Linked DNA regions of Mus musculus: region 2 is linked to region 1. A link is a contact called in ENCODE Hi-C or POLR2A ChIA-PET data. All regions are on one chromosome and are shown on one strand. The core of a region is the stretch at or near the end of the contact, and the rest is flanking DNA. Distances in the headings are between cores, read along the strand shown. Region 1 holds the start of Pdzd8 (PDZ domain containing 8). Region 2 holds the start of Emx2 (empty spiracles homeobox 2).

Region 1 (6,011 bases), core at 2,485-4,984:
AAGATCTATCAGGGCCACCGAACAGACTTGGGAGCAGAACTGCCACCTTGAGTCCAAATGTTAGAGCTTTTAAGCTTGCAAACCACAAACATTTGTGCCAAGTTATCCCACCAATCAGGATTTGGGGGTGGGGGACTTCCTTTAGAACATGTCTTTGTGGTACATTTATCCTGTACCTATTTGCTAGGTTATTCAACTATGGCAGGATGACTTGATCGGCATTCATGTCTCAACTTGCCAACTAGGAAGGATATCGGTTACCCAGGGAAATCTTGGGAACTTAAACTTTATTTGACCTCTATTCAAAATTTGGTTCCTTCTTACAAAAGAAACATGGGGTTGGGTTAGCTAACAGGCCTCTTTTTCTTCTCTGAAAGACTATGTCCACCCTTGAACATGGTGGGAAAAAAAGACAGTGAGAGGTGAGAGCCTGGTCAAGATTTGAGGGCACTCGGTGGAAAAAGAGATGCTGACTAGGATAATGGAGAAAAGTGTGGGAAGAGATATGATGAAGGCTGTAATGTGTGTAAGGACAATTAGTGTACAGAAACAGAGCGGAGCAGGAGATGGTGGTTGGATTGCTCTGGTGTGAACATTTTGTTGATGGGGGATGAAAGGCAATGTGTTATGCTCTTGCTTAAAACCCTTTCAATATCATAGGTTGGCAAAATAGAACTGGCCCTCTTCCTGATGCTCCATCACTCCCTAACTCAGTTCACATCATTTTCCCACCTGGCATTTGTCTTCTTTCAATTTGGCCAGCCCCAGCTCTTATTCATTCCACCCTCTTCCAGTCATCCTGCCACAATTTCCCTAAATTACACTGCATTTTCAACATGGGAGTTTTTGCTTCTTTCTGATAAGAAAGCTCCTTCAAGTACCAAAAGAATTCTATTTGCCCCAGAGCCCCCATATTCCTGAGAGAGGATCCATTTTTCATTTCCTATCAAACTACAATGGCTCATTGTTTTCCTTTTCTTTTGGGGTGGGTGGGTTGAGACAGGGTTTCTTTGTGTAACAGAGCATGGATGTTCTGGAACTCAATTTGTAGAATAGGATAGCCTTGAACTCACAGAGCTCTTCCTGACTCTGCCTCCTGAGTGTTGAGATTAAAGGTTCAGCCATTACACCCTGCAAACCATTATTTTCTTAATCCCTCATGAGAGAAGTTGCTTTACTCTGCATTGGCAAGCCCAGGGGCACAAATGATTGATTTAGTGTGGCCAATCAAGGGTTGCCTTCTAACATCTAAGATTGAGCTAGAGGGCCACAGATGTAGGGCTCTGTAGATTTGGGTCCAGAGCTGATGCTGTCTAAGCTCTTTGTCTGAGTCCAGGGGTTGGAGGAGGGGGAGGCATAGAAACTAAGAGCAGACGTGTACAGTTGACAAGATAGCAAGGTAAGTACAATGGTAGATGAGGCAGAAATAATCCTCTCAGCCTAGGGTTCTATGCAAGCCTGAAAGGAACATCTTGCAGCTGAGATCAGAGAGATAGTCCACTGTCATTACCAGGAATCACATGGCAGTGATGTTAGCCACAGGCAGTTTCTGCTCTCTGCCCCTGAACTAGAAGACTCTGTTACTGTAGCATCTCCAGTATGCCTCTGCTAGAGCAGTGTCTTTCTTATCTCTAGTTACCTGTGTGACTGTCTGCCTGGGCCTGGCATACCCGAGGGCAGGGACTCTGTTCTGCTCATTTGTTATAGGTGTATGTTGGATTTTATCTTCACAGTTCACAAAATGATTCAATGTATCATTTCTTACCACACATTCTAAACTTGTTTCTGCTTTGCCCTGAGTTTTGCTACTGTATTATTTTTCTAAGTTTGTGACAAAGACCAGATATAAGCAAACTAAAAGGAGGATTGATTTTTAGCTTATGGTTTCAGAGGTGTCAATCCATCAAGTCAGGGAGGGCGTGGCAAAGCAGAGGTAAGCTCAATCCCTCCCAACCAACAGAAATCCAGAAGAGTGTAGGAAGAGGCTGGGACCTATCCCCAAGGACACTGCCCTACTGACCCGCTTCTTCCAGCCAGGTCCTCCCTCCCTGCTTTCACAACCTTCCAATAATGCCATCATCATATTATGAACCCATAAAACATCCATTCCTTAAGCCAGTCCTCAGGCCCTAAATCATTTGGGCAAATGCCCTCAAAGACACTCCCAGACACACATTTAGGCCTCCCTAGGTGTTTCTCAGTCAATCTGGTTGATAAGATTTCATTACATTATCAATTTGCTTCCAAAGTTCTATACTTGGCTCAGCTGGGTCAGAACTCTGGTTTAAGGCTCCAATCACCCAGTCAAGACTAGAAAGGATCCCTGTACTGATGTCTCAAGAGCCAGCCTGAATCCACGAGGGTTTTAGTAGCGGAATACCTGACCTCCCTAGGACTAGACAAGTTGTGTCGGTGAGGACAGATAAAAACTGTGATGTAACAACTGAGTAGTCAGAAAGCACCAGAGGAAACACCGTTGCCAGGGAACACAAAGGCTTCTGGCTCTATTGGTACCCTCTGCAAAATCTTCCACTTTTCCCAGTCTCTGCATCTCCAACTCTCCTTTATGGAGCAACTGGGACCTGATCCCTGATCGGCTTTTTAAATTTTTATTATTTTTTATTTTCAAAACCAAAAAGCTAAGCTGAGCGGTGGCGGCATACGCCTTTAATCTCAGCACTTGGGAGGCAGAGGCAGGTGGATTTCTGAGTTCGAGGCCAGCATGGTCTACACAGTGAATTCCAGGACAGCCAGGGCTACACAGAGAAACCCTGTCTCGAAAAACAAACAAACAAACAACCCCCCCCCCCAAAAAAAACCTCCAGCATCCTCCGTGTTATTATGCCAAGTAGAAACCAAGGACTTAGGATCCCACGATGTGACCCCTAAGCAATTTCTTTACTATGCCACGGGTACCACGGGTTATTCTGTGAAATTGGTAGGCACTAAAAGTAATGGCCTGAGGGATGGACTCCGGATAATGCCCTCAGAGAGGAAAGAAGGGAGGAGGGGGGCGTGAACAATCTGAATGGAGTCGCTAAGACACCTTCCAATATGCTGGCAAATTCACTCAGCTCACCCACTCCTCCCAGACCTCAAATAAACTTCTTTCTCACTTAAATTGAAATCCCCAAGGTAGGAAAGTTAGTCCCCTTCTCGCGGTTCCGCTTGGTCCCTTCTCGGGGCCCATTCTCTGCGGATGCAGGTCTGCCGGTCTGTGCGGGCTAGCGATGGCAATCCCTGATGCAGTCTGTCCTCTGGCCGGCTCGGGCAGTGTCCCAACCGCCTGTGCTCAGGCTCTCTGCGGCGCTGCCCTGCAGGGGAGGCAGCAACACACTGAGGGATGCTGGGCGGTCGCCACAGAGGTATCCGGCAGGACCCACGGCCGCCGCGGGGGATGGGCGCGGAATAACGGACGGCCGCGCCGGGCCCCGTCAGCCCGACTTATCCAGGTCTCCTTCCGTTATCTCGCGCCCTCCGGAGACGACGGACGCACGGATCGCCGCGCCGCCGGCGGCAGGAATGCAGGGGCGTGGGGGGAGCGGCGCTGGAAGCGCGCCGAGAGGTGGGAAAGGACCCGCGTCCAAGCGCGCCGGGGCGCCCGGCGCCGGGGGCGCGCACGCTCTGACGTCACGCGCCGCTCGCCCAATGAGCGCAGGCTCTGTGGGGAGGCGCCGTTCCCGCCCTCGCCCGCCGCCGGTCCGCCGCTCGGGCCGCCCCCGGGGGAGCGTCTGAGGAGGCGCGGGGCCGCGGCGGGCTAAGGCGCCGCCAGGCAGCGTCGGACTGCGGACGCTCGGTTCGGGCCCAGGGAGCCGCTCATCCGCGACCGATGTCCTCAAGATGGAGGCGGCGGGGGCGACGGCGTGAGGAGGAGGGCGGCGCGGAGAGCGCGGGAGCAGGCCGAGGGTTGCGGCGGGGGCGGCGGGATGGGGCTGCTGCTCCTGATCCTGGCGTCGGCCGTGCTGGGCTCGTTCCTCACGCTGCTCGCACAGTTCCTGCTACTCTACCGCAGACAGCCCGAGCCGCGGGCGGACGAAGCGGCCCGCGCGGGCGACGGCTTCCGCTACCTTAAGCCGGTGCCGGGCCTGCCCCTCAGGGAGTACCTTTATGGCGGCGGCGCCGAGGAGCTCGCTGCTTGCTCCTCCGAGGCCGGCGCCAGCTCGACCCCGACCCCCGACAGCCCGGCCCCGCCGACGCTGGAGACCTGCTACTTCCTCAACGCCACCATCCTGTTCCTGTTCCGGGAGCTGCGGGACACCGCGCTCGCCCGCCGCTGGGTCACCAAGAAGATCAAGGTGGAGTTCGAGGAGCTGCTGCAGACCAAGACGGCCGGCCGCCTGCTGGAGGGGCTGAGTCTGCGCGACGTGTTCCTGGGCGACACGGTGCCCTTCATCAAGACCATCCGGCTGGTGCGGCCCGTGGTGGCCTCGGGCACCGGCGAGCCCGACGACCCCGACGGGGACGCGCTGCCCGCCACCTGCCCGGAGGAGCTGGCCTTTGAAGCGGAGGTGGAGTACAACGGCGGTTTCCACCTGGCCATCGACGTGGACCTGGTGTTTGGCAAGTCCGCCTACCTGTTCGTGAAGCTGTCTCGCGTGGTGGGGAGGCTGCGCTTCGTCCTCACCCGCGTGCCCTTCACCCACTGGTTCTTCTCCTTCGTGGAGGACCCGCTGATTGACTTCGAGGTGCGCTCCCAGTTCGAGGGGCGGCCCATGCCCCAGCTCACCTCCATCATCGTCAACCAGCTCAAGAAGATCATCAAGCGCAAGCACACCCTGCCCAGTTACAAGATCAGGTGAGAGGAGGGTCAGGGGAGCCGAGGCTACCCGGGGGAGGTTAGCCAGGGAAGGGCCAAGGCAGATTCCCAGCACGACCCTGGCCTGCAGTTTGCTTCCACCTGGACTGAGGCCCCCAAGCAAAGAAAGGCGGGTAGTGGGCACTTCCCGTGCTGCCAAGGCAGCACAGGGAGCTGGAGGCCTGAGCGCCTTGTCCCTGGCCAGTCAGTGAGTGCCTCTCCTGGGTCTGTTGAGACACACTTGTGTGTGGTTGTTGCAACCGGAAGGCAGCGGCTGTGTCTGCCTTTGCAGCATCTCCTGCACCACGTGGAAAAGTTGTTCCTGGGCACATTGCAGACCTGAAGGGCGTGCTCACATCCCGGGTGTTTCTGTGTGGCACGGGCCTTGGCAGCTCTCCGGGCAGAGGCACGGGTTGTTGTAGAGGGATGTGATTTGGAGGAGTTGAGTCCGGTGCCAGGTGGTCTTCTCTGTGAATTTGGGGTAACTGTCATCTGCCCTTGGGAAGTAGGCTCCTCACCACAAACAGACCCAGACTTCTCAGGTGTCTACTCCCGGTGGCTGTTCCTTAACCCAATACTCCAAGTCACCTTGTGGGTAATATTTTAAAGACAGTGATTTGAAGTTTTTTAAAGTTCCTCTGTATCTGGCTTTATGTGATGCACTTCTGATTAGTTAATGCATGAGTTTTCTTTTGATGAATTGGAAGTGGAAGGGGAAATGAGTATTTGGAGGATTAGAGGTTTCATAGGTGGGACTTGGAAGGCTTGGTGCAGTAGAAAGGCTCCTGTTTCTTTTAAAACGACCAAATCTTCAACTTCTCTTTCTATCCTCCTTTAACTTTGTGTTCAGTACATAGAACATTTTAGGTTTTGTTGTTTAATCTGAAATATGAGTCTAGTATTGCCTTACATTACTACTGCTCTTTAGTGGAGATTGAAGACCCCAAAGTCTGTGGCACAATATAATGCAGGAGTAGTGTAGATTTGGGATGGATTTTTGCTTTGTGGAGCTTGTACTTCACTAGTTATGTTTTATTGAGAATAAACAACAGTTTAAACTTTGGGTGGTGAGAGAACTGTTGTGTGGAGCACATATTTCCATGGATTTGTAGGGGATGGTGAACTGGTCATATGCTATGCAGGATTTCTGGTTCTGTAAAGGAGATGTAGTTTATGAAACCTGTTTTTACATGGCTGCATTATGAGTTGTAGGTTT
Region 2 (6,011 bases), core at 2,351-4,850, 110 kb before region 1:
AAGGCTAGCCCTCTCTGCAAACCGTCTAGTTTTCAGGATCGCCCAGCTTGCCTGGCCTCCGGCTTCAGATTCCCAGGCATTCCCTTAAGAGGAGTAATCGGGTGAGCCCTGGAGTCTTTCAGAACTCTTATCTAAACCACTCTCGGCTCTCTCCAGCCTTGAGCCCAATCACCAGAACACCCTGCTGCAATTAACCATATCTCGGACCCCAGCTGAATCTCCGTGATTCTCTCAAAACTTTGGAGTTGCAGGGGCCTGACCAGCGGAGAAAAGCTAGCCTGTCAGTGAATCTCATATTGCCCTAACAAAGCTGAGCACCTGGAGAGTTACTGATCCAGAACTCGGCGCTGGTCGGAGTGCTGGGCGCTGGCTGGAGTGCTGGGTGCTGGCTGCCTGGGTCTGGATGTAGTGTGGCCTGGCCCTGGCTGCTGGGCCACACTCACCTGAGTTTCCGTAAGACTGAGACTGTGAGCCAGCTGCTTCCTTTCCGCTCCCACCACGTAATGGTTCTTCTCAAAAGCGTGCTCTAGCCTTAAAAGCTGGGACGGCGAGAAGGCGGTTCGAATCCGCTTTGGCTTTCTGGCCAGAGCGTTGTGCAAAAGGAAACTCTCGGGACTTGTGTCGTTCCCTGCAGGGGGCAGAGCAGAAGTACCATTAGGGGGCCTCCCAGGCAAGTGTCGCCGGCTTCTCTGGAGCCGGGCTGGGCATAGCTTCCTAGGTCTCTGCCTAGTCCGCAGCGCCAGACCCTCTCTAAGCTTTTGAAAAGGACACCGGCCCAGTCGTCAGACCCAGGCCCCAGGGCTCCAAACCTGGGCGGTAGCTAAAGAGCAATGGTCTCTAAGGTGGCAGTCCTCAGGCTCCTGACCTTTGCCGGTTCCCTAACTGCCTTAGTACCTCAAGCCTAGATACCTCCACTCTGTGTGTCGAGGGCAGATAACAGGACAACAGAACCCGGGCTCGAGGATTGGTGCCCACCATATAATAATAATAACAATAATAAGTTGTAGCAGTAGAAGAAATAGTGGTAGTAATTCCCTACTTTCTAGCCTATTTTAAAATTTAAAATTAAGCGTAAAAATGACGTCGTGTTTTCTCGCGGAAATTTATTCAAGAATTTTTTTGTTTGTTTGGTTTCTAGTTTTGTCTTGCTATCTCTCTGAGAAATTGCAGAGATCGGTTGAGACGTTGCAGCCGGGCCGGGACAGAAATCTCGAGGCAAGTATGCCCAGTGTCTAAGGCCGTTGCTTCCAGAGTACCCGGTTCTAGAGGTCCCTGGTTGCAGAGAGCTAGGAGAGGAGAGTGAAGGGACTGGAGCCTCGCGGGGATCGAGTTGAGGGTACTCGCCGAGATGGTCGGGCGAAGATCCAAGCTGTCCGTGATATGGCCAGGCGACCAAGAATGGGACTGGCAAAGAATGGGGAAGCTGAGCTCTAAACTTTGAAAGCTAGGCTTGGGTATTTTGGCTTCCCGTATTAAAGGAAGTGAATGTATTTACCACCACCACCACCCAAAAACAGCCGGTAGTCTCAGCGGGAGTGAAGGCAAATTCAGTGCTGAGCTAAGGGAAAAGGTGTTTTACTTTGGTTTGGGTTTTTGTTTATTTGTTTGTTTTGTTGGGGTGTTTTAAAATAATATATAAATATATAAAATGGCGAGCTGGCATACACCCGAGTCTAGACTGACAGGAATGCGAAGTGTTATTGAATGGAAAAGCCCGTCGTTATCGATCGCGCCCGGCGGAGGTAGGTCTTTTATGGACTGCAGTCGGCAAACTAATTCGAACCCTTTTCCTAAAGTTTTAACTTTCTTACCAACCCCAACCCAGAAGCATACAAAATTACTAAATCGGGGAAAAAAATGAAGATATCCAAACAGATCTTCCCTTGTCGGGCCTTCTCTCGACTGGATTTTCTCTTTTCTTTTCTTAAATTTCTTTCTTAATTTCTTTCTTTCTTTCTTTCTCTCAGGAAGAACAAAAACAAAAACAAAAATCAGCAACCAAAGACCAAACGGAACCCGACTTCCCGCCACGTCCAGCGGGTGCCCGGGTTAAACAGGTCGCTGAGAGAACTAGTGGAGCTGTGGAGGTTTCTATTCGCTCTCTTCCCGCCCCTCCCTGGGCCTCCAGAGCAGGAGGAAGGAAACAGTTTGCTCTGAGGTTTCCAAGGTCTCCTTGTCTCCTTAAAGGGGTTGAAGACCTAGAAGTTGCGGGTCTGGGCTGGGGGGACATAGAGTGAGTGTAGAGCAGAGTTGAAGTCCAGTGAACCTGGCCATGTGGCCCTGTCCGAGTCCCTGAGTGATAGACCGGCCGGGAACACGGTCCAGGGAAACAGGATTCAAAGACCTCGCGGGCTCAGAGCTTCTTGACAGCGGGCTTCGTCGCCCAGCATCGTGTCCCAGCCAGCCCGACCCCGGCCCGAACCACGGGACACCTCGTTTGCACCCTTTTACAAAGGGTCAAGGAGTGGGCAAGCCAGTAACCCAAACGAGCTTCAGAGACTGGGGACCAAAGCCTCTCGGGCCCCTAGCTGCCCAGTTTCAGAACCAAGAACCCGGGCTGACCTCCGCCCGTCCAGGCCTCGAGGAGCGCCCACCCGGAGCAGGCCGGGCGCAATGAAGGAGGCGACCGGAGCGGCGTGCTTCAGTTCCGCGACGTGGCACGTACCTTGGAAGCGATGACCCAGATATCGGTAGCGGTGGATGAGCCAGGGGTAGAAGGTGGACGGGTCCCGCTGCTGCGAGGCGAAGAGGGGGTGTGGCGAATGCGAGGAGGGCAGGGGGTGGGCGGCCAGGGCGTGCGGCGGCGGCACCGGGTGCACCGGCACGGCGGGGTTGGGCGGGTGCGAGACCGCCTCGGCGAACACCAAGTCCGGGTTGGAGTAGACGCCCCTGCCGGCGGCGGCGGCGGCGGCGGCCGAGTGGAAGCCGTTGAGGAACGGATTTATGGGACTGGAATTGGCGTAGCTGAGTGCCGCGGGACGGATGGGATCCTCGGAGCGCGAGGCAGGCAGGGGACTGTCCTTGGCCACCAGCGACTCGATGGTGAAGCAGCGCTTGGGCGCCGGCTGAAACATGCTGCGCCGAGGAGCGGGCGCGCTGGGCTCCCTGCTCCCGGCGACCGCGGCGCGCTGCCTCCGCCGCCCGCTGCCCGCGGCGAGGACCGAGGAGAATGGGGGACTCGTTTGTTTGGGGTGGGGGTGGGGGTAAGGAAAGGAAGGAAGGAAGAAAGGAAAGGAAAAAGGAAAGGAGGGGGAGGGGGAGGAGAGGCAAAGCCGAAGATCCCGAGAATCTTGCACCAAACGCGCCCAACCTGGAGAGAGGGGGGAAAATCCTTCCAGAAGAATTTGCAGGCGTGGATTGGGGTAATATTTTTTTGAGCGAGGTGGCGTGGGGGGGGGGGAGATTGGAGTTAGAGGCAGGGAGGGGGTTTTCGGGGAGGCAAAAAAAAAGTTTTCTCTCCTTTGCAAAAGGCGGGCAGGGCGCCCTAAGTCCAAGGACAATCCATGGAAGTGTTCGCTTCTTCACTAGTAGTGCAAACGATTTGTTAGTTCATGAGCCTAATTAGTGCGGGGATCACATAAACAGCTTCCTCCGAAGCCTGGTAAATGGCTTGATGATTGGTCGCTATTACTCGCCCTGAGGTGGAAGGGGGGAGACTCTTTAAAGTGCGTCAGAGGGAGGCGAACGCCTGGGAACCCGGAGGCCTGGATCCGGGCCCAGAATGGAACGGAGTCGGCGCTACTGCCCCGGCTGTGCCTCCAGCCGCCCGCCCGGCCGCCGACCTCTTGGTGTCTTCGCCCTGCGCTCCGGGCTAGCTCCCTCGCTCCTGCGGCGCCCGCTGCGGCTTCTCTCCTCCTCCTTCGCCTCCTCCGCTTCCCTCTTCTCCTCCTCTTCCTCGTTCCTCTCCTCCTCCTCTTCCTCCTCCTCCTCTTTCCCCCTCCTCCTCCCCCTCAGCCACCGCCTCCTACTGCACCCACACCACTCCCACCGGGGCACCCGGGTCCCTGCAGAGTCTCGGGGCTGCGCTGCCTTTGCTGCGGACCCCTGGATCCTAAGCCTGCGGCGCTGGAGCTGATGGGACTGAATCACGGACGGACACGCAGATTTCTTCACACCCTAAGCTCCGCTGCGGTTGTCCCCTGGAGGCCCGCGCCCGGGTCACTGAGATGGCTTCGGGCGCCCGGCGAGGGTAAGCGGGCGGGGACTGGTTCCGGGCAAGGGCTAACCCGCTTCACTCCTACCAATCCCCACCCCCAGCAAAACTCCCGAGGTTTCCTAGGCGCTCGAGGGGGGGGGTCCTCCCACCCCTCCAACCAAGCGTAGCTTCGAGGTTCCAGGGTCCACGCGTTTGCAGTCTTTGACCCGGCTGGTTCGTTTTTTTAAGTTCAAACCTGAGGGGCCAGCTGCGCCTGTACCGTGGCAGTGGACTTCCAGCTTGCACCCAAGAGTTTCTGCTTATCCTTTCTGGAGGGTGGTCACTTCTGTCCCCAAAACAGCTCTTTCTGGGAAATGTGGGGTTATTTGGGAAAGGAGTCTTGGGTCCTAGGTCAGAAGCTGAAGTTATGACTGTGTTATCGTTCCATTGTCCTTAGTGGCGTTGACACTGTTCCCATTATTGCTATTATTACTGTACCTATTTTTATTCTGACATCTGTTGTCCCAGGGCTGGGTTGCTCTACAAATCCAGGTTTCGCAACCTGGCACTTAGGATTGTGTCTCCGGTCCTAGGCCCTGTCCGCATTTTCGAGCTTGCCTTCGGTTTTGGGATGATTTTAGGGCCGACTTCTCTCGTCCCCATTGGCTCACGCTGAGGCATAATTATGATCACATCCCCCCAGCCTGCTGGCGCTGCTCTCTGTTTATTGGTGGTTAAAGATCTATTATCTATTCATCAGCCGCCTCCCCCCCCCCACACACACACCCTTTGCCAATTACATTCTTCTAAAGTGAAGTACCAGCAGGTATTTTACAATTAATGATAATTTTTTTCTGGCGTCCTTTAAATCTGTTACTCCCAGGTCGAAGCCATTTATCCTAAGAGGGATAAAATATCTGTGCTTGGTGGCTAGGTTGCCTGAGACCCGGGAGAAGCAGATCTGGAGAAGACAGACGTGAAGTCCTCTAGAGGGACTATGAAAGCCACCTGATTCCACCAAGGGTCTGGGTCTTAGGACGCTCCAGGTAGTCCCGGCAATAATAATAATAAGGAGAGGTCTCCTGTTTGGTTTCTTGGGGTTTTTTTTTTGTTTTGATTTTTTTGTTGTTGTTTTGTTTTTCCTCTACTGCTGTTCAGGTTGTGTGCGTTTCTTGTATAGCGTTCATGTGAGAAGGCAGAAGCTCAAGGGAGCCCCTAGGTAGAATGGGAGTTGAGAAAAGTGTTTCCACCTCAGCTTTGCTCTCCTCGTGGTATAAATCTGCCCTTGCCTTAGACTTCAGATCATTTCACCTTCTATTCTAGATGGCCTTCTTTCTTTGTCCCTTTTTGGGGGCAAGTTCAGAGATTATGGGCATTAGATTCAGCCCTATAAAAAAGGGTATGCATTTGAGGCCACATTCTCCTCATTCCTGAACCAGACCCCAAATATAGCTGAGAAATCTCTCCCTAGTTTCATCTGGGTTGTGGAAATAGAGGCTGTGCCTCTGAAGACTGGAGCCCAAAGAAGGGCGGAAGTCTTGGGCCATGCCTAGTCAAGCAAGATTCAGAGGAGCTAGGGCTTCTAGAAACAAACGCTAGAAACAAACGCTTCCACTTGGTCACACTGCAGATACTCTGGAGGAGGGTGAGAAGGTGAGTCTTGTCTTGAATGGGTCTGCAATGCTGTGACTACAAATTAGGACCACTAAACTCTTCACTCAGAACCAAATACCTCCCCCAGCATTAGCATCATTAGCATTAGTACGCTTGGCTGTGGGTATCACAGCCATTGACTTTGAGCGGCAAGGAATCCAGACCTGTTTGGAAGATTTGATTGAAACTCCCATATGTTGGTGGGACTTACTTGATCCCTCAC

Evidence for each region. Hi-C counts contacts between places; a loop is a spot of excess contacts on that map. ChIA-PET counts read pairs that join two places held with the same protein, here RNA polymerase II (POLR2A).
Region 2: a map of Patski shows a loop between it and region 1 (2.5-fold over the local background). The contact joins the promoter of Emx2 here to the promoter of Pdzd8 in region 1. A Hi-C loop is called at or near these places in 1 of 37 maps with a recorded cell type or tissue (Patski). POLR2A ChIA-PET finds 5 or more read pairs at or near these places in 1 of 5 experiments (Patski).

The regions. Positions count from the first base shown.
Region 1 is chr19:59,343,503-59,349,513 of GRCm38, reverse strand. Pdzd8 (PDZ domain containing 8) reads left to right here and starts at 3,734. Exons shown (of 5, transcript NM_001033222.3): 1 at 3,734-4,795. The coding sequence starts at 3,927.
Region 2 is chr19:59,456,279-59,462,289 of GRCm38, reverse strand. Emx2 (empty spiracles homeobox 2) reads right to left here and starts at 3,600. Exons shown (of 3, transcript NM_010132.2): 1 at 2,666-3,600; 2 at 444-628. The coding sequence starts at 3,074. It also overlaps Emx2os.